2 separate regions of the Homo sapiens genome follow, and region 1 is linked to region 2. Evidence: read pairs that join two places in POLR2A ChIA-PET (ENCODE). Cell type or tissue: Panc1. All regions are shown on one strand. Each heading gives the region's core, and the rest is flanking DNA. Links, peaks and the distances in the headings are about the cores only. Region 1 holds the start of MEDAG (mesenteric estrogen dependent adipogenesis). Region 2 overlaps TEX26 (testis expressed 26).

Region 1 (10,955 bases), core at 3,207-8,206, 55 kb before region 2:
ACGGTGTTGCTATCCTGCCTCTCCCTCTATTACCCTAATTTTAAAAATGAGAAAATGAACGACAGGAGAGTTTAGGAAACTTGCTCAAGATGACATGGTTAGCAAATGTTAGAGTTAGATTTTTCAACTCTAAACCCTTTGCACCTTTCACTACATTGTGCAAGTTCTTCACAAGCTAAGGGAAGAGAGAACTGCAGGGACAAGTGTAGTCTAGTGAGATCAAAACAGAAAGTGTTTATGAGGTTTAGTAACAAGGAGGTCATTGGAGACTTGGTCAGTTTCAGGAGGTGTGATGGGCAGAAGTCAAGGTATAAAGTCTTGAGGAGTAAATGTCAGGCAAGGAATTTAGAGAATTTTTTCAGGGAGTTTGACCATAGAGTGAAGAAGAGAGATGGAAATGTACTAAAAGGGAAAGTGAGATGTTAAAATGTTTAAAAAGTTATTTTTTTTAAGACAAAAGAAACCTGTAGATGTTTGTATGCTGACAGAAAAATCCAAAAATGGTGGCAGTGGTGGTGCCTAATTGATTTTTAATCTTTTGTGAATTTGGTAAGGTTGAATCAAATTTCTGAATATGAACTTTGGACCCCCAAAGCTGAGAAACTGAGCCTGTGAGCTGCTGATGTCCCCATAGCACAGTTACCTTAATGGGGACACATAAGGATGGCAAAATCTTTATCTTGTCTTTTACCTGTGAGCATAGCCACAGACTCACCAATGGGTGATTGCCTTGCTATAAAGTCTCTAAATTTGAGTGGTAACATTATAGCTAAACTGTTAATCTCACTTGTAGCGTAAATAGCTGTGAGGTACCCTACCCCAACTGCAAAGATTTAAAACCATGAAAAATCACTGCTGGTGAGAAGACAAATTGGTGCCAGCCTTTAGGAGAATAATGACACACGTTTCCAGAGCAATGCACATTCTCATATCATTTGTCCCAGTAATTCCATCTCTGAGAGCTTGGATACAGAAAAACGAAATCAAAGTATGAAGATGTTTATTGCAGCATTGTTTATAAGGAAAAACAAGAAACAATCTGAGTGTTCAAGAGTAAAGAAATGTCTAGACAAACAATAGAATATACACTTGATGGAAAATAGCATAGTGATTTAAAATACTATTCACAAAGAAAATGAAATTTTCACAACATAATATACATATAATGTTAAATGCACAAAGCCGAATAAAAATTCTACGATAGGAACACAACTATGTAAGCAAACCAAAAAAAGACTGAAAAGGTCGTCACCAGGAGTGATTGTTTGCCTGGCTGGTACTTGGGTAATGAAAAAGACATTAAACATGAAAAGATCTCTCTAGCTCTCTACTTATTAGCAATGGCTTACATTACATTGAATACTATTTTTTTTCTGTTCACTTTTTCATATCTTTCTCTGGCATTTTGGTAATGCATAAATTACCCATAAAGAAATGCAGGTGTTTTGCTGAAAACGCATCAAATGAAACCTCTAGACAACATACCAAGAAAGCATCTTTAAAATATTTTTATTATGCTCAACATCATTTTTCTGTATAAAACAATACACATTTATTTGGAAAATACAGGAAAAGTGTAAAATCACACAACTGTGGTGAGGTAAAGAAAAATTTCGTTTAATTCTTCTACTCAGATCTAAGTGTTGATATCTTACTATGAAGGAAACGGATTTTTTTTTTTGAGATGGAGTTTGACTCTTGTCACCCAGGCTGGAGTGCAATGGCACGATCTTGGCTCATTGCAACCTCTGCCTCCCAGGTTCAAGCGATTCTCCTGCCTCAGCCTCCCAAGTAGCTAGGATTACAGGCATTCAACACCATACCCAGCTAATTTTTGTATTTTTAGTAGAGATGGGATTTCACCATGTTGGCCAGGCTGGTCTGGAACTCCTGACCTCAGGCGATCCACATGCCTTGGCCTCCCAGAATACTGGAATTATAGGTGTGAGCCACCGTGCCTGCCCAGGAAACGGTTTTTTGATAGGAGGGACTGGTATGTTTATCTTAAACAAATGCATATAATTCTGATATAAAACCCCGATGTAACATTTTACCCTTCAAGAAAGCCAAATCATTCATAGACAGTGTGGTGTAGGTTTAAGGGCAATCAAGAGTTGTTGAGCTTGATCTATGTGAAGCTCATAGGGTGAGTTGTTGAGTTCGATCTATGTGGAATGGGGAGAGTAGGGGCTGGTGAGGGCTCTGTAGTGGACCTGCCCTCCTTGACTTACTAATTGAAAGCAACTTCTGCAGCTGTTATTGTTGTTGAGGTTGTATTCCACCAGCAGGTTGGAGACACAGGCAAAATATAACTAGATTTCAGCCACATGTTTGGACATGGTGCCAGAAGACTAGTTCATGCTGATTCCTGCATTTCTCCCTGTTATTTGAGGACAGGGGCCATCCTCTATTCAACTCTGTATCTCCAGCAAAGCACTGAACATAGCAGATGCTCAATTAACATATGTTGAAGTAAACTAAAGGCCTGGGTTCAAATTCCTACCCTATCATGTATTAGCTAGATGCCCCCATCCACTTCTTTGGCTTCAACCCCGTCTTTGATCTAGAGACTTTCAAATCTCAATCATTGACCTTGTCTTTCCAAAACGCCAGACCCAACTAACTCCTTGCCTCCTGGACTTTTCTACCTTGATGTTCCATAAGTAGCTCAAAATCAGTATGTCCCCCCTGAACTCATCACTATCTCTCCTCAAACTCCTACTCTTCCTCCTGTGAACCCTAGCTTCGTTAATGGTGTCACCATCTCTCTGGGTACCCAAGCAAGAGACTAAGTGGGTCTCTCTGCTCTTTTTCATTTATTTACTCATAAGATCCTTCCTGCTGACTCTGACTCAAAAATGTTGAAACCTCATCTCCATTCCCACAGCTGCTTCTGTTCAGACCCCCATCATATGTTATCTGGATTATTACATCAATCTCCTAACTGGTTTCTCTGCCTCTGATCTTCCTGTTTCAAAACATCTTCTTTGGTCATAACCAAAGGTGTCTATCTGAACTGAGGCATAATTATATCACTTCCTTTCTTTAAAACATCCCAAGGCTCCTCATTGTCTTAAGAATCCAAATTCCTGACAACTCAGAGGGTCTGTCACAATCTGGCTCCAACAGCCCTTTCTGGTCTCATCTCATATAAAACTGACCCCTCTTATCCCAAATAGGATGGTCTGCCCTAGCTGTTTAAAAATTTCCCCCCTCCCCCAGATGGAACCATAGCATCTCTCTTTGCATAGAATGGTACAGAATCTTCTCTCCCATCTCCTTATTGCTGCTGCTCCTTCCCCTGGGAGCCTCCCCTGTGTATTGGAAGTCTAGCCATGTGTCACCTCCTTTGAGCACCCTTCTTGGGGCAGAACCACTTATTTCTCATAGTGCTTAGTCCATACATCTATGGTAGCACTTATTGGATCCTTGTGTGTGTGTGTGTGTGACCTCAGAGCTTAAGATGGTCCCTGGTGCATAGTGATGACTCTGTCAATGTTTGGGACAAGAGTGAAGTTCTAAATAGGGCACAATGGATTTAACTGCTGGCACCAAATCCCTCCCCTGTGAAAACAGCCCCAGCCTCTGAGTCCTGTCTACAGTCTCAGCCCACCCCAGACCCATTCTCTTTGCAGGGATCCTCAAACCTCCCTTTGCAAGAAGATCTTCTGGATGCTTTTTTCACAGGTAGAGCATCCTTCCTGCGCCACAAAAGGTTGAGTGGGTAGTGATCAATTCATGCTCAGTGAATTAGATTTGTTCAGAGAGGCCCAGAGATGGGGTAATGATCCCATGGGTAAAAGATCCATGTCTGGAGAAAGGATAGGTGTGCACCTAGAAGAAGAGAAGAGAGTGGGGCTCATTTATATTCTGAGATTTAAATGAGATGTGGCGGGAGGACTCTTCATCCCATCTGATTAAACCTACACAAGAGTTCATGTGGGGGCACACAAAGACTAACTAAGGATATTCTCTACGTTCTACTCAACTTTTGGGATGTAGCTTAGAATCCTAAAACACAGTACTACAGAAAGCCTCGAAACTAGGCTAGATTCTCCTCCCATCCCATCCAGGCTTCTCCGCAGCAGAAATAGGTGTTTAATTAAATGGAATAATATAGTTCTCCTTTCATACCTCAGGAGATCAATGAGCCCATAGCTAGCACTCACATATTTATAGACTGAAGAAATGAACATATTCTGGGGCTCAAGGAGATCACCACCTACTGGGGAGGCAGGGGAGAAGGGAGGATGCTAGGACCCTGCTATCCCCACTACACGGCACATTGCAGTCTAGGGTTCACCGTGCAGTAGAAAGGAGAAGCAAAGCGATGAAACCCTCGTGGGATTCGTGAAGGCTTTATGGAAAAGCGATGTGATGATCAGTGGGATTTCTAGGGGGAAGGGATCCAGGGCCAGCAACCAGCTGAAGGAAAGGCTGAAAGGAGGGAAATGCAGGGTACGATCTGGATGGAGTTAAAATGGCAGAAAACTGAGGCTGAGTGAGAGGTCTGGTACTGAGGTGGGGATCGGAGTTCCAGCACTGGCCTTTGACAGCCTCTGGGTCCCAGGTGGAATGGGTAGGGCCAGAGCCCTTGCCTTCTTCTCCAATCAACACCAGGGGTGTGGTGTCTTAGGCAAGGATGGGTGCTGTGCGCCCTGCCGCCCACCATAGGCAGGGCCTGGGAACCCGGGGAGGACTCTCCCCACCTCCAGCCTCCGGCAGTGTCCGCCAGGCAGGGCGGGGGCCAGCGCTGGTGTTGAGTAGTGGACCCCAGGGGGATGACTAAGCCTTGCCTGCGAGCAGACTCGAGCATGCCAAGTTATGAGACGATGATAACTCTGCCCCGAGCCTCTGGGGTCGTGGCCGTGGGCCGGCAGGGGCGAGGCGGGCGTCCAGAGGGCGGATAAAAGGGGCCGCGCTGCGCCGGGGCCGCTTTCTCCGCGCGGTGCCTGCAGGGCTCCCAGCGAGTGGCAGCTTGGGAGGGGCCGCCCGGGCGGTCAGACTGGCACCTGAGCGGCCACCGCGTCCCGGCCAGGCGGGCAGACCGACCCCCTCCTCACCTCGCGCGCGGCTGACGCAGGCAGGGCGCCCGGCCCCTCCTGGGGACCATCAGGTGCCGGCTGGGGGCTGTAGGCACCGGACGGAAGCAGGCGGTGTGAGGACCGACGACGCGGGCATGGCGGGGGCGGCCTGCGAGCCGGTGGCCAGGCCGAGCCTGACCTCCATCTCGTCTGGGGAGCTTCGCAGCCTGTGGACCTGCGACTGCGAGCTGGCCCTGCTGCCGCTGGCTCAGCTGCTGCGCCTGCAGCCCGGTGCCTTCCAGCTGAGCGGCGACCAGCTCGTGGTGGCCAGGCCCGGGGAGCCGGCGGCGGCGCGGGGGGGCTTCAACGTCTTCGGTGACGGCCTCGTGCGCCTCGACGGGCAGCTCTACCGCCTCAGCAGCTACATCAAGAGGTGGGTGGCCTCGCCGTGCGCCCTGGCCCGTCGCCTGGTACCCGCAGACGCCTCCACCCGGCTGCGGTCTCTGGGAGCCTGGGCTGTCCTCGCTGCCTGCGACACCGCGTGGCCCCTTGCTCCGTGCGCTTCTAGACTTTCCTTCTGCTTCTATCACCCGGAGCCTGCACGCTCGCCCTGGTTCTTCTGCCTCTTGCACTGACATTTTGCAGCTGCTGCTTGAAGCCGCCCAGAAGGGCATCAGGACTGGGGGCGAGGGGGAGGGCAGGGGCCCCCCAGCCAGAGCTCATGAGTGGCAGATGCTTCTCCCATTCTGGCTCCTTAACTGGGTCAGATGAGCTCAAATTGGGAGCACACCCTTTAGGGGCTGTCTGCAGCTCTGCAAGACTCACATCCTGGCTTTGGAGCATGGGTGGCGGTGAGGAGCAGGGGGCATGCACCATTCTGAGCACTGCCAGCCCTCTCCAGTGAGGAGACCGAGTGGAGAAGCATGCAAAAGCTCAAAGTTTCCCATCTCTGGCCTCACTTCGTGTTTCAAAAGTAAACAAATAAACCGCAGCTGAGAAGGGAACAAAGCCCCTGGAAGTCCAGCCCGGGGCCATGTGGGCTGTGGAAGGCACAGATAAGTTCTGGGGAAATAAGTGCGAAACCTGAGGGCCTTAATGGGAAGGAGGCCCCCAGGATGCTTGACTGTTGTGGCCAGAGTGCCCCCAAGCTCTTCTTGGCAGACCGGCAGGATGTGGCCCAGCCATCTGAAGCAGGCTTTGGTGCCACAGGGTAAAGGAGGGCACTTCAGGCCTGATTCCACATGGCCTCAGGCCTCCAGAGTTCACTCTTGGCAAGGGCCTGGAGTGCAAAGACCTGTTATATTTGTGCTGAGAGAGCCAAGTGCCTGAAGAGGCAAGCATGGTCTAGAGTTTGACTCAGAAATGAATAAGATAGCCAGCTTTTGAGACACAGCGCCTTTGCTACTGGGAAAGACAGCGTGCTGTGGCACCCTGTGGGTAGGAGGGAGCCAAGAGAGGGAAGCAAACAAAATGAGATATTGAACGTGCAGTCTTCAAAACTCTTGGAGAAAAAACCTTGCTTTTCCAAAGATAGTGAGGGCTCTGAATGCCTGAAGAACCATTCCCCAGCAAGAATTTCTCCCTTTCTTAGTGAAATGAAAATTCCAATTCCAAACCATAAGCGGAGGACTGTGGGAGGAACTGAGTCAGATGTGTGCAGATTTAAAAAGAAGATACCCATTGTATTTGAGAGCAGGGTATGAAAAATAAAAATGTCCAGAATGAACGAAGCCGTAAGTTAGGGTTTTGACAGAACCAGTTCTCCTAATTGTAGCAAACAGTGCTGCAGAATCTGAAATGATTTTGAAGTCTGTCATCTAACTTTTGCTTTGAACACCTCCTACACAAAAGAAAATTAAACAACAGTGATTCCCCTGACAGCTTTGAATCTAGAATAAACAACTGGGCCACAGTGACCAGGTAACACAGACCAGGGTGCAAATACAAAACAACAAATAATAGGCTATCATTGTATAAGCAATACTGTGAGGGCTTCTTTTGTACCTGGGAAATAGCAAGGAGCCTCTGAAAATAATTTGGGTGATGGAAGGAGCTATCTATTGTCCTCAGGCAGGGAAGGAGGCTTTTATAACTGAGTGTGCAGTCCTGAAGGATGGCCAGGAGGGAATGTGGTCTAAATGGAGACAGCCTTCCAGGCAGAGGGGGAGGACTGGACTGTGGGCAGCAGTGAGAGGTTCTGCCCTCGGGAATCAGGAGGTGGGAGGTATGCCGAAGCCAGAACTCAGATATCTAAAGCTTCGTTCCTCTGAGCTGCCAAATTTGCCAGTTGTTTTTGGCTTTAGAGATAGCATAAAACCTCCCTCCCTCCCCTCCCTCCCTCCCCACTTCCTTCCCTCTCTCCCTCCCTCCCTCCCTTCCTTCCTTCCTTCTTTTTGAAAAATAAGCTCTGGCCAGTTTTATTAAAGATTTGCATGATTTATTTTCACCAGTCTGTTCTGGCATGCTTCCAAAGATCTCAGGGCTGGGTGCAGTGCCTCATGCCTGTAATCCCAGCACTTTGGGAGGCTGAGGTGGGCGGATTGCTTGAGTCCAGGACTTCGAGGCCAGCTTGGGCAACATAGTGAGACCTCCTGTCTACAAAAATTAGCTGGGCATAGTGACATGCACCTGTGGTCCCAGCTGCTCAGGAGGCCGAGGTGGGAGGTGGATGGCTTGAATCTTGGAGGTGGAGCTTGCAGTGAGCCGAGATGGTGCCACTGCACTCCAGCCTAGGCAACACAGTGAGACCCTGTCTCAAAAAAAAAAAAAAAAAAAAAAAATCTCAGCATTCCCTGGATCAGTGACACCAGGGTGCACTTGCTATGGTATTTTCCACATGCTGTGCCCAATTTAATGTTATTACTGCTGGAGTGGTAGATGGCAGTTTTGAGAGTATGCACCTTAGTTCTGTATTTCAGATTTCCTCGAGGCCAGGCAGTTGGTGGGGATGACCGGTTTCACTTTGCCTTGTCTATCATCTTCAGAGCCGGATTGCCCCAGCTTGTATTTTTGACCCTTAATGGGTTGGAGCCTAGAGTGGATGGACTCCAGTGACTTTTCGTCTTCTTTGCGGCCACCATATTCTGGCCTTGGATGTGGGATGGCCTCTAACCAAAAGCAGCCACCAAGATGGCCAGGGATCCCAAAAGGCAAAATGGTTCTTAATCATTTTGGACCATAGAACTTTTGAGAATTCTACGTAGATTCCCCAGAAATGTAAATATATACCCAATTTTTGCTGACCATCCAGGATGTTCATGAGATACTTGGACCCAGGTTAAGAATCCTTGCTCTATTAATTAATTAGTTCTTTTTAACTCAACAAATATTTTTGGCATATGGGATAAGCCCCTGGTGTAATTAGAATTTCTTTCTGGGACCTCATAAGTATGTACTGTGGCTTTCATGAGGCCCTTTTCCAAGGAACCCCGAAAGGCTAAGAGCCACCGACCTTGACTTTCAGGTTATTCACTCGCTAAGAGAGCAACAGGATGATTTTAGCAGCCCTACTTAGGTTCATTTTCTAATACTTTAACATTTTTTCTAAGTACATACCTACTAAGTAACCTAAAGAAATCCAGCATAGTGGGAAGGTTTAGTGATGACCACCAGCTCTAAAGCTCCTTCAAAAACCTACTTTAAAAATATTTGTCCTATTTTGTAGGATTTATGGCAAGATCTTTATTTTTATTATTTTCTTTCAAGATCAGGATTTTCGCCCATGTTGTAAACACAATGTGCTCAGGACACGAGATGTGGGTAATGGTCATTCAGGGAGCCATTCATTCAATACTTAAAAGTCAAAATTACCATTAACTACGACACACACACAAACACACACACACACACACACACACATGTTTTTTCCTATAAAGCAGCCTCTTGGTGAAATATAATGGCAAACGTTTGGCAAAGAAGACCTGGAGTCCCTTCTTTTTGGTGCTCCCCTAGCATGAAAGAGGCTGCCTGGAGAATAAAAATAAATACAATAGAAATGGTGGCTACTAACATTTACTCGAATGGTGTAAAGTATTTCACAGCTACTATCTCATAAAAGTTTACAAAGTTTGCATTACTGTTGTTTCTCCTTTTTACAGATGTAAGCATTAGGACTCAGAGCTTAAGTAATTTACCTAGGTAAGATGCTGCTAAGTGGGAGAACCAGGAGAACCTATGCTTTCAGCAAATTACTTTGAACCTGAAATAATCTTGCTTTCTCACTCATTTCCTGAATCTACAAATAAATAACTGGAATTATGTCAGCTAGTGCACATTTTGTACAATCAGCCTACAAAAGTAAGTAAGTGCAGTGATTTTAAGGAAGCCACTAAAAGCAGAGCTGTGACCTGCTCCTGGATGGGTGACAGTCACACCTACTCAGGGCGGAGAATGCAGGTGAGGTGAAGCGGCACTCATAGGGGTAAAATGAGGACAGTAGGGCTGGAACACACTTGGAAGTTTACTGGGGGAAGCCTCACCTCCATCCTGCAGTGGGAAGTGCTGGGCTCTGTCTGCTGGCCCAGGCCCAGTTCTCAGAAGAGATTCCAACTTGAGGCTGGGAGGTTGGAAGATGTGGTCTTAGATGTAGCAACCTGCTTAGGACAGCAGCCCCTTAGCAGGACACACAGTGATGTTGGTGAAATAATAACCATCCATGCATTGAGCTGTGAGATTTTTAGGAGAGTCAGTCTAGAGGAAGGGCTCTGCTCTTTGCGAGCTGAATGACCTTGGGAAATTTACTTATTGTCCATGGGACTCCATTTCCTCAACTATAAAGTGGGAATAGTAATAATACCATTAAGCAGCACCAGAAGCCAAGAGCTTTACACACATTATTGAATCTCTTAGCCACTCATGGGGTGCCTTTTTTTAGCCAGATTCTACAGGTGAGGAAAATGAATGTCTGCAAGGTTAAAACACTAGCTGAGGTCACAGAGACAGAAATCACACTCAGATCTGATGAGTCTACAGCAATGTGCCACCTGACCATCTTTCCTGCTTGCCTTCTTCAGAGCCAGGCTCTGGACTTGCAGCCACACTTGGGTCTCCTTTCTACTCTCAGCCCCCCTGGTCCTTGCCACCTACCTGCCTGCCTGCCTGCGTGCAGCCACCCCATAGTCCTCATGGATGGGCTAGGCTGTGACTCTTCCTGGGGTGCTCCCTGCCCCTGCTCTTGTCCAATCCTTGTGGGCTGTTTGGCTTGACAGGACAATATCTCTCCTACTACCCATCTTACCCCAGTACGTGGCTATAACCCCAGGCCCCTCCTGACTTGCTCCCCTTGGCTTAACTGACTAGGGGAGAACCCAGTGGAGCCTGGACACGTGAATACAGAGAACTATGCATTTCTCTGGCATTAGTATGTTTGAATGATTTACCAGTTTGCAAGCCTATGAATAGCAGGGACCATGTCTTAGACCAGTGCTTCTCAAACTTTAAATAAGCATGCAAGTCTCCTGGAGACCTTGTTAAAACACAGATTCTGATTTATTATGGGGGGAGCCCTGGATTTTTCATCATGCCAGGTGATTCCAGTGCTGTTAGTCCAAGGATCACACTTTGAGCAAGAAGGTTATACATTCATCATTTCATACCAAAATGGTGTATTTTCTCATCTGTCTCCCTAGGAGACTATATGCTTCTTAAAAGCAAGGCTGTTTCCTTTCTCATCTCTGTGTCCCCAGTGCCCAGCACACAGTAGGTACTCAGTAATCGTTCCTTCCATGCATAAATGAATGAATCATTCTCTGCCCCATCAGAGTTTTACACACACTAAGTGTCAATAATTCCTTAAGGAATGAATGCATGAATATGTGTACCCTTGAATAATGTCTGTGTGAGCCACACACATTAGAGTGAGAAGTCTAAAAATTTTGCTTTATTTCAGTAGAACTAGGGCAGAAGGCGGAGGGAAGAAGGGAAAAGAGATTA
Region 2 (10,955 bases), core at 3,163-8,162:
CACTCAGATTATTGATCCTATTGGGTGAACCCATATGGATTTTCTTGAAAATTATGTTTGCTTTGATAGGACATTTTCCTGTGGACACTACCTCACTGTCAACAAACGGGGACACTAAAGAACTGCCTCCCTTGGAAAATCCCGGCTTCAATGAAAGAAGTTAACAAGGCACTATCAAATCAGTTTATTTCCCTTACTAAGAGAGACTTTGTGGACAGATCAAAAGGTAAACACTTTTGTTTTTCTTTTTTTCCTGGGTCATGTGGTAGGCCCTGGAGTTGCAGTGGTCGGCAGCATGCGTGTGTTCTTCTCCTTCAAGGAACTTGAAGTCTAGGCATGGAGACAGGCGACTTTGCAAATAAAAACCATCAAGTATAAAAAGGTGCACCTTGTGGGAAATGCAGGTTGCTGTGGGCATACAGGAAGACATCCAGCTTAGTGTGGGATAGGGGGTCAGGAAAGGCTTCCCTGCCTGGCCCAAAGGATGAAGAGGAATTAGCCAGGCAAAGAGGTAGGGGAGAGTGTTGTTACAGGATTGAAGACCTGCAGGAACATTTCAGGAACTAAAAGAACTTCAGCAAGAGTAGAGCATCAAGGGCAAAGGGAGGGTTGAGGGAGGAGATCAACGTGGGCAGAGAACACCCAGTCTGGAAGGGCATTACAGGGCATACTAAAGAGTTTGGAGTTCATCCCAGAAGCAATTAAGAGGTTTTTATTAAGGTAGTGACACAATTCAGATGTCGACTTTTAGAAGCCTCACACTGGCTGCAGAGTGAAGAATGGAGATGGCCCTTCAGGAAGAAGGTGGACAGGAGGAGGCTGTTAGGGGAGCGCAGAGAGGAGTGAGGTGGCTTGACACAGGGCTGTGGCAGTGCGGATGGAGGCAGGATCTGCAAGGTGGTGGCATGGGCACTTCAGTCAGCAATAAGCCCCTTCCAGGGTAGGGGCTGTGGCTTTTGGCTCACATTGTCTCACCAGCACCCACCCCAGTGCCTGGCTTATCACAGGTGATGAAAATAAATATTGGTTGAACAAATAAATGAATGATAGGGATGAGTGACTGACAGATGTCAGAGATACGGGAGTAATAGGAGTCTGCCTTGGAGTTCCTTGTGGATGGGATGCTGGTGTCTTCTGTAGGTAAGTAGGAAACCATGAGAGGATGAAGTGAGGGCCATTTTATTCTCTCCTTTGTTAGAGATGAAAAGTCCAGCACACTATTCATCCTGCTTCCTGGAAGAGCACATGTGTCCTGGGATGGGAACTCTGCTATGCAGATTCCCCTGTGAGAATCTAGATTCTCTCATGCTTCACCTGGCTCTGCCCTTAGGGCTCTGTGGCTGGGAACACCTTTGACTGTTTTTTTGTAGGGTAAGTAGAGATGACATCATAGCTTCCATGTCTCAGGGGGTCAAAAATGAGTTCCATCTATACCAACACATTTTCCAGAAATGACATATTTGGTGATTCAATGCAATTTTGGTCTTGCTTATCAGCAGGAAATTTACTTTATTGAGAATTCATGAAAATTGATTATATTTTTAGACGCACAGACGGAAATCTTTTCCTAAGTTACTGAGAAAGCCACACACGCTGGTGCATGGCTCTAAGCCCTGTGACACAATGGCAGTTGGAGTATTGGTGTTCTCCTGCTTTTTGGTGACAAAATAATGACACCCAGTGACTGCTGAGGAAGGCTGGCTGCCCTGTGGGCTCTGAACACAAGCCAGGGAGTGCTGAGGGCCCCTGTTCACCCGAGGACAGGAGAATGACACATCTCTCAAGGTCTGGGTGTCTCCATCTTCATCCTACATCCCTTTTCCTGCCCCAACAGAACCATCAATCCCTGTGAGCTGTGGATCTGTCTCCCTGTCCCCTGAACAAGAACTTTATCTTTCCAGTTCTCTGGCCTTTTCTCCAACATCATCCCTCCATCTCTAAAGTATTAATCCCACCCCACCGGCATGCACATTGACTGTAGTATATCCCGTCTAGCATGTTCCAGATGAAAACAAAAACAGAGCTTTCCCTCAACCCCATCTCTTCTTTTAGCTACTGTTCATTTCTCTGCTTCCCTTCATAAACAGCCAATGTTTACTAAGCCCTTAGCTTTTCATAAATTAACACAGTTAATTTTCACAACCTGTGAAGTTATTACCGCCAATCAAAGAGGGGGATCTAAAACTCAGTGTGGTTAAGCAACATGCCCAGGGTTGCCCAGCTCAGGACTGGTGGTGTCTAGGATTTGAACCCAGGCAGTCTGGCTTCTCTTATTAGAACTACCTCCTTCCCAGCTAAAATTCCTTCAAGAGTCAGTTTATACATGGTATTCTGAATTCCTAACTTCTTGTTTACAGTTTTTAAACATTAAAATTTACTTTTATTAAACAAATGTATGCATATACTTAAATGATTACTTACAGGCATATAAAGAAACAACAGTAGTTCCTTGACCTACCCCGCCCCATCCCTACTCTTATTCCTCATTGGCAGTCAATTTCAATCTGGTTAACTATTTCTTCTTATGTGATTTTTAAATAATTTGCTTCTACTGCTCCTCTTCATTCATGAATTTTAGACGTTATTGACTTCTGTTTTGGAAGCTGAGGATTTGGCTATCCTATAACTCTGTCTCACTGGCCCTCCATCCATCATGTCAATATAATTATATTACAGATTTCTTGTTAAATTCAATTGCTAGTGTATATATTATGATATGACATACTGTGATTACATGAGTACGTAAATGTTTGCTGCTGAGCCAAGTTGTATTTCATTATTTCCTTTGCTTGTTGTTTTCTCTTATTTTTACCAGAATTAATTGTTTTTCTCTACGTGTTTACTTTTCTACATGCCTGTCACTATTTTTTTCCATACTTTGTTGTACACTTACCAAAATTTTTTCCAAACACAATGACAGAATAGAACAGAGAAAAGAGAGGAGAGAAAAATATTAAAGGAGTAATGCAGGAAAAAATTCTCAGAGTTTCTAGATTGAAAGGGCCCCTGAATGCCTGACATAACGAATGACAAAAGACTGTCACTAATGCATGTAAGTGTGGAATTTCAGAATGTCAGGAATAAAGAGATCTTAAGTGTTTCCAGGGGGTTGACATAAAAAAGATCAGAAATTAAAATGTCATCTGTCTTCTACATAGAAATCCTGGATGCTAGAAGACATTTGGAAAAATGTGTTGAAGGGAAGTGATTTCCAACCTAAAATTCTATATCCAGCCAAACTATCAAGCAAGTCTAATGAAGAAAAAAAGACATTTCCAGATTGACAAGAATATACTTTCAAAAGTTCCTCCAACACACCCTTTCTTAGGAAGCTACTGGATAGTTGGATCGAGCCTTAAATTATCTTACCTTTTCTCTCCTAGCTTCTTTCTCTTTGTATTTTTGTTCTGTTTATTTGAAAACTTCTATACCTTTTTTGTTTTGTCTGTTTGTTTGTTTTTCATGGAGACAGAATCTCCACCAGGCTGGAGTGCAGTTGTGTGATCTTGGCTCACTGCAGCCTCTGCCTCCCAGATTCAAGCAATTCTCATGCCTTAGCCTCCTGAGTAGCTGAGACTGCAGGCATGCACCACCACGTCCGGCTAATTTGTTTGTATTTTTAGTAGAGTCAGGATTTCACCATGTTGCCCAGGCTGGTCTTGAACTCCTGAGGTCAGGCAATCCACCCACCTCAGCCTCCCAAAGTGCTAGGATTACAGATATGAGCCACCATGCCTGGCTGAAAACTTCTTTACTTTTTAATCTAGCTCTTCATTAAATTTTATTACAGGTCTCATATTTTTAATTTCTAAGCTCTCTTTCTTCCTCCCTCCAATTATTTTTTAAAAACAGCATTCTGCTCTTATTTTATAATGCAGTAATTCTCATGAATTTTAAGATATTTATGATATAATTAACTTTCAGCATTTTCATCTGTTTCTTGCATTGTTTCCATTTTTCTCTGAGTGTCTTAATGGTCTAATGAAAATTTGATTGTCCATATTTGCAAGGGAGCAGAGGCCGATTCATTATAAAGCTAATAAAACTCAAGTTTCACTTTTGTGGACTCTTCTTTTTCTTAAAGTGGGTGCACACAAAATATTAAACTCCAAGGCTCAAAAACCTACAAAGGAGGTATCAAATATAATTAAAAACTGTGTACAAAGAAGGGACTTGTTAGCTGGTACTTGACTTAGGTGATTAGAGGATGAGCTATCTTTCTTGGGGGAAATCCCTAAATGCCATTATTTGTGGATCAGTCTCTCCAGAGAGGTAATTCTGACTGCTGGCATTCTGAGAGCAGGAGTGGAGAAGCAAGGGGTTGGGATCTTCCTGGCTGGTGTGCAGACTTTCACTGACCCCTCTTTTTTTCAATCAAGCATCTCACTCCACTCACCTTTTACCATGCCTGGTGTCCCTCAGTCCAGAGCTTCTTTGGTTCAGTTTTGCAGAGAATAAACTTCTAGTTAGGAAGGAATAGTCATATGACTATGCAGGGTTATGAAGGTGATCCGGGAAGCCACTTGGTATTCAAGCTTTCAGCCAAGCCTCTGTGTTCAGCCCTGAGCCTTGCTCCCTGCCTTCCACTGTACCTGTTACCTTTGAGCCTGCAAGTGTTCTGTAGTGTGGGTTACCTAGTTCACTTCTTTGCTATTATTCCCTGCTGCAGTCATCTAGGCTTCAGCTTCCTCTACTTTGCTCAATCAGTTGCTACATCTACATTTGCTTTCCATTTTCTAAAAAAATGTGTTAACATTTCTAATCTACGATCATTTTGCTGGAGTTTGGGGACAGAGGAGTCCTAACTGCAGGGATACAATCCATTGAGTTTAATGGGAAGCTTGCCCTTTGACTTTTCAACCCCTTCCAACCTGGTGTCTGCCCCCACCATTCACTGAACTGCTCCTTTCAAGGTCTGCAATGACCTTCAATGGAGATTTTTCCATTTGTGTCTTACCCAACTTTTGAGCATCATTTAACTGTGGATTCTGCTCTCTCTCTCAGACCACTGTTCTTGCATTTCTGTGTTGCCACACATTCCTAGTTTCCTCCTACTTTTTTGACTCCTTCTCTCTGGTGATTTTTCTGTTTGGCCTCTAACTGTTAGAGTTTCTGATTCCTTTAAAGAACAACTATCCTGAGAACCTCCACATTTGTATCTCTTCCCAAACCTCTCCTTAGACCCTCAGTTTCCTATATTGGGTGCTGAGTGAAAGCCTCATGAGCATTCCAACTCATCTCCTTCCCCCGGCAGCCGATCTTCCTGCATTATCCATAGGTTCCCTCCAATTGTTTCACCACCTGGCAGCTAGAGGAGCTTTCCCAGTGAGCTTTTCCAGTTTTGTGTCCTCTAACCCACTGTCCATAAGACAGCCATCATGAGTCTCCAGATGTGCAAACTGATGTCACTTTATGGATTAAAACCCTTCAGTGAATTTTCATTGTCCTCAGGATAAAAGCTAAATGCCTTACATGAGTCCTGTACAATCTGGTCCTGGCCGCCATGCTGCCTCCTCTCTTGTCAGCCCCCACCCTCATGACCTTGCCAGCCGTCCCGACTAACAGCCTCCGCATACCTCCATGCCTCGTGGCCTTGTGCTGGTGGCACACATTGCTTCCTCCCTGTGGAGCAGGTCTCCCTTCCTTCTCAGCCTCTGTCTACCCATAATTTAAGTCTGGTTGTACGCCTCGCCTCTCTTCTGGAAGCCTTCTTTGATCCTCCACCTTTGGGTTATTGGCCTTCCCATGTGTTTTAACAGCCCTGGTTCTTACTTCTTTTGTAGGACTTATGATATTGTAATAATCTAAGCTTCTGAAGAACAAGGGCCATGTCTTAGCTTTTTATCCTCATTATGGAATTAAGGTAAACGACTGAGGAGCACTGAAATGTGCTGCTTTTCACAGTCAGGCTTAGAGAACGTGGCTTTGATGAATCAGAGCAGCTGATAGACAGCGGAGCTAGTTCCCACTTGACTATAGGTTATGTGTCAATGGTCCTAATGGGTTGTTTTTTGTTTTTGTTTTTGTTTTTTTTTTTGAGACGGAGTCTCACTCTGTCACCCAGGCTGGAGTGCAGTGGCCTGATCTTGGCTCACTGCAAGCTCTGCCTCCCGGGTTCATGCCATTCTCCTGCCTGAGCCTCCCGAGTAGCTGGGACTACAGGCACCTGCCACCATGCCCAGCTAATTTTTTTTTTTTGTATTTTTAGTAGGGACGGGGTTTCTCAGTGTTAGCCAGGATGGTCTCAATCTCCCGACCTCGTGATCCACCCGCCTCGGCCTCTCAAAGTGCTGGCATTGCAGGCATGAGCCACCGTGCTCAGCTGGTCCTAATAGTTTTGAATGGTCCTTGCTGAAGACTTACTTTTGGTTTGGGCCTTTCTGCAGATGCCATACCTAATCTTAAATGGGCCAGTTTCTTTCTTTGGGCTAAACCATTCCAGTTTTACTCCAGTGGAAAAGAAACCCAGGGAGCTGAGCTCCTGAGGAACAGGAACCCTGGGGGGAGGCGTCATTGGGTCAGGTTAGCTCTAACTCATGGTTATTATTTTTGTCCATACTTTAGCACAAATACGGGGGTTTTAGGTGTCGCTTAGGTCCCTTTTTATCAGGAACCTGTCTTCCAAATAACGCATGAAGCTCATTAACACAACATTTTATAAAGACAACAAAAGCCTCAATTTTAAAGAACTAAGCCCATGCTATGGAATGAACAATATATAGTTTACTAGGAGTTACCTTAAGCATAGCTTGATCACATAGGCAGTCACTAGAGTGTACTTCAGATATTAATTGCTAATCCATAGCAGTTATGTTTCCAGGTTTTTTGGTGTGTGCGTTCACTCATTAACTTAGTAAATACTTAATGAGTTCTATCACTGTGATAAGTACTGAGGATCAATGAAGAGTGAGACTCTTTGTAGTCTGCAAAACTTTTCCCAGGTGATTCTGATGTCTTATTTCCATGTGAGATCTACAGTCCCAAGTGTTATGGTTGTAAGGCTCACCACATTCCCTGTTCATTCTATAGATATTTAAGTCTAGGTCCTGGCTTTTGCCTTTTCTGGGTCTTCATCTCCAATGATTCCACCTCTATGCCGGTCCATCATTGTTCATGTGGAACGGACGTTCCAGACTCTTCACAGCCTGGCCCCAGCTTGCCTCTCCTATTTCACCCTCAGCTCCTCCTCCCTGCCCTGCATGCCCCACCCTTCTGTGAGCCAGGCCAAGTTTCACAAACACACTATGCAGTTTTTGCTTCTGTACTGACCCGTTGTCAAAGCTCCTTACTGTGACTGCCTTTTCGTCCTTGTCATCCTCCTCTTCCTCCAACACAGCCCCTCATACTCTCTCTGGGCTCCTGTAGCACCCTATTCAAAGCTCTGAGTCGTATTTCTTAAGCACATGGGCGGTTTGTTTTCACAATCTAAGTGCCTGGGGCTCACTTCTGGAGGTTCTCAATGTCTGGAATGAGGGTCAGCAGATGTATTCTGAGAGACCCTTCCCAGGTGATTCTGATGTCATATTTCCACGTGAGATCCACAGTTCCAAATGTTATGGTTGCAAGACTTACCACATTCCCTACCTGTTTGTTCTGTAGATATCTTTGTATTCACGCTAATTGTCTTAAGGTAGAACAATGACTTAATTATGTATAACCTTGGCAAATAGCACAGAACTGATATAGGAACTGAAAACATTTACTATTGAATGGTAGCTCTAGGGAAGAGATATAGATAAAAGCATCAAGTATTTCAGTGGAAATTTGTTTTTGCTTATAAAGCTCCTAGTGAAAAAGTCAAGTGTCTTAGTCTGTTTTGTACAGCTTTGACAAAATATGTGAGACTGGGTAATCTATGATGAAATAAATTTATTTGTTTCATGATTCTGGAGGCTGGGAAGCCAAGAGCATAGTACTGGCACCTTGCAAGAGCCTTCTTGCAGCATCATCCCCTGATGGAAAATGGAAGGACAAGAGCGTGAAAGTGAGAGAGAGAAAGGAAGCCAAACTCACCTTTTTGTCAGGAACCCACTCTTGCAATAATTAGCCCACTCCCACAATAACAGCATTAATCCACTCATGAGGGCAGAGTGCCCATGACCCAAACACCTCCCATTAGGCCCCACCTCCCAACACTGTTGCATTAGGGATTAAGTTTGCTTTTGCGGGGACACATTCAAATCATAGCACTAAGTTATAGATGGAAGTTACAGGAACAGTACCAGATGGTTTTCCAAAATATCTTAAGGGGTGCCCTGATTTTGAGCCCCACAAGTTCCTCCCCTCTATAACCTGTCTTCTGTATGGGCAGTTTATGAGGTCATTATGAGGGCTATTGAATACCCATGCCCTCTCCTCCTGAGTTATCTAAAGTAAGAGGCAACATGTACTGGAATCCTCTCCTCCTCTGCTGGTCTAGACAGAAATCATTTTTAAAAAATCAATATAAAAATGCTCTCAGGTGCCAGTAGATGCAATTATGTATCCTTTGATATAAAACGTATACCAGTAGGTACCATTATAAATCGTTTGATACATAATATATATTAGGATTTATTTTGAAAAGATCTATTGGAAAACTAATTTGGAAGAGAGTTGAGTTCAGTGTCAATAGTAATTTGCACTGTTTGGACATTGCTCATGAAACTCATATTTTTGACATCTTTGTCTTTCTGAATAAAGATGGTGTTACATGATATGCCTCTGAACTAAGGCTTTGTAGCAAGAATCAGGAATGAACTCATTCTAAGTGAGATGGATTGTGACTCTTGCCTCTGTAATCTGATAATGTTTGTAACACTGGCTTCAGTGCTTCATAGATATTGAATGAATATGTTTTAGCAGAGATATTTCAAAGAAATAACAGTGGTGCTATCCACTAATGCAGTGATGCCTAACCCTCCATCAGTAAGGGATAAGCTTCGAGTGTTTTTTTTTTCCAGGTAATAGGGATGATATACAGCACCCCATCTAAGCCTGCCAGATTAAGCAAATAAAACTATGGGATGCCCAGTTAAATTTGAATAATGATATGCAGTAGATAGCAAGTATTTACACTAAAAAAGTCATTATCTGAAATTCAAATTTAACTGGGCATCCCATGTTTTATATGGCGACCCTGGCCCTATCCAAAATCTCTCTGACACCCACCTCTGCCCCAGGGACCAGACAGACCCAGTGGAGTGATCAGTGTCTTCTGTGCCCACTGAGCAGACTCATGACATAAAAATATATTCACTAGAGACCACTTCTGATCATTTGAGTATATACTTCCTGTGACTGACAAAGCAGAAAATTATTTCTCCATTGAAGTGTTCATACAGGGCACATTGACCATACCTCTAAACACAGCAAGAGTGGGTTTAGCTACTTTGTTCACAAGGAGTAAGTATTGCCTTCCATTTCCATTCCACCCCAGCTCAGAAGATTAAGAAAAGTTCTCACTTGTCTCTGGAATGGAAAAAGTTACTTCCCCAACCTCCAGACACTGAATTCCGAAGGAATTACCAAATTCCAGCTAAAATTCCTGAGCTTCAAGATTTCAGTTTCAAATATGGATGCTACTCAAGCTTGCCTGTTGCTTCTCAGGGTCTAGGTGAGTACAGCTGCAGTTTCTTTTTCTTTTTCTCTTTTTTTTTTTTTTTTTTTTTTGAGACGGAGTTTCCCTCTTGTCGCCCAGGCTGGAGTGCAGTGGCACAATCTTGGCTCACTGAGATCTCCGCCTCCTGGGTTCAAGCGATTCTCCTGCCTCAGCCTCCCGAGTAGCTAGGATTACAGGTGCGCACCACCATGCCCAGCTAATTCTTTGTATTTTTAGTAGAGATGGGATTTTGCCATGTTGGCCAGGCTGGTCTCAAACTCCTGGTGTCAGGTGATCCACCTGCCTCGGCCTCCCAAAGTGCTAGGGTTACAGGCTGGAGTTACAGGCATGAGCCCAGCCCAGCTGCAGTTTCTAAAACAACCTCATAGATCTTAACCCCTGGCTCCAAAACTTCTCAACACAGAGGGCGCTGGCAGCCCGTTTTGGTAATAGTCATGGAGAAAGCCAGAGATCCTGGCATGAAATCAGAACCTTGTCGCTGCAGCTCCCAACCTGTAACCCAGGGAGCCAGTACATTGCAGAAGATGACTGACTGCTTAGGCCAAGAAATGAGTATCATCCCTGCTGGGGAGGGGCAGTGGTTGGGATTAGGGGATGCTTCCTTCTCCTAAAAAATGAGAGGGAAGGATGCAGTTGCTGTCAAGTGACAGAAAGCAATGGGGTGGGAATCCAGTTTAGTCTCAATTTTCTATTGGAAGTGTATCCACATGTGCATCCCCTGAAAGTTTTTAAAAATTCCGTGACCAAGCCACCTCCAAGCTACTAGTTAAACAGAAAACTTGGTGTCAGTCTGAGACATGGTTCATTCCTGGCATGGGGTTGGGATCAAGTAGCACTTGAGACAATAATCACAGAATTGATGCTTAGCACCTTGGGGTTAGAAGGTGGCCTAGAAATTACCTCATCCAGAGCCTCATATGTGTGACTCTTCCTGACTCCATCCTTGCCAAGGGGTGACAGTGCCCCTGTGTATCCACTTCAGGGTAGCCCCATCCCCCTTCGTTGTCTGATGCTCCAACTGTGTAGAAGTTGTAGCAGCTGTAATATTCCTTGCTAAACTTCTAGCCACTGGTTCCACTTCTTCCCATGGATGTTAGTTAGTATAAATCTATGACCCTACAAAAACCTTGTCATATGCCTTCTAAGTCTTCTCTTTTCCAGTTAAAGCATTTCCAGGCCCTACAAACACTCTTCTCAGGGTGCAGTGTCAAATCCTCTCACCAGTTTGGTTCCTCCATTTGGCCAATGACCCCTTAAAGGGGATCCCTGGAGCTGGAAGGTGTTCTTAAGGTTTAAAAGGATTGGGTAGGTTGTGAAAATTTGGTTTTTACATCGTGATTCTATTATTTTTTTC

What was found. Peaks named below come from ENCODE experiments on the same cell type or tissue, not always from the same donor. Only the 100,000 strongest peaks of a DNase experiment are listed, where the experiment ranks them.
Region 1: POLR2A ChIA-PET joins it to region 2 with 6 read pairs; 4 of 35 experiments call an interaction of 5 or more read pairs at or near these places.

Annotation. Positions count from the first base shown.
Region 1 is chr13:30,901,337-30,912,291 of GRCh38, forward strand. MEDAG (mesenteric estrogen dependent adipogenesis) reads left to right here and starts at 4,935. Exons shown (of 5, transcript NM_032849.4): 1 at 4,935-5,457. The coding sequence starts at 5,180. All of the region lies in intron 2 of TEX26-AS1 (TEX26 antisense RNA 1), which reads right to left. RefSeq lists an enhancer at 5,536-6,037. In Panc1, for the core only: no CTCF peak of the experiment used is centred there; no DNase peak of the experiment used is centred there; H3K4me3 peaks cover 716 bases; H3K27ac peaks cover 268 bases; H3K27me3 peaks cover 707 bases.
Region 2 is chr13:30,956,804-30,967,758 of GRCh38, forward strand. It overlaps TEX26 (testis expressed 26), which reads left to right. Exons shown (of 7, transcript NM_152325.3): 4 at 70-226; 5 at 9,419-9,595. Among named protein-coding and RNA genes, the nearest start is that of TEX26-AS2, 15 kb to the right of the region's middle. In Panc1, for the core only: no CTCF peak of the experiment used is centred there; no DNase peak of the experiment used is centred there; H3K27me3 peaks cover 67 bases.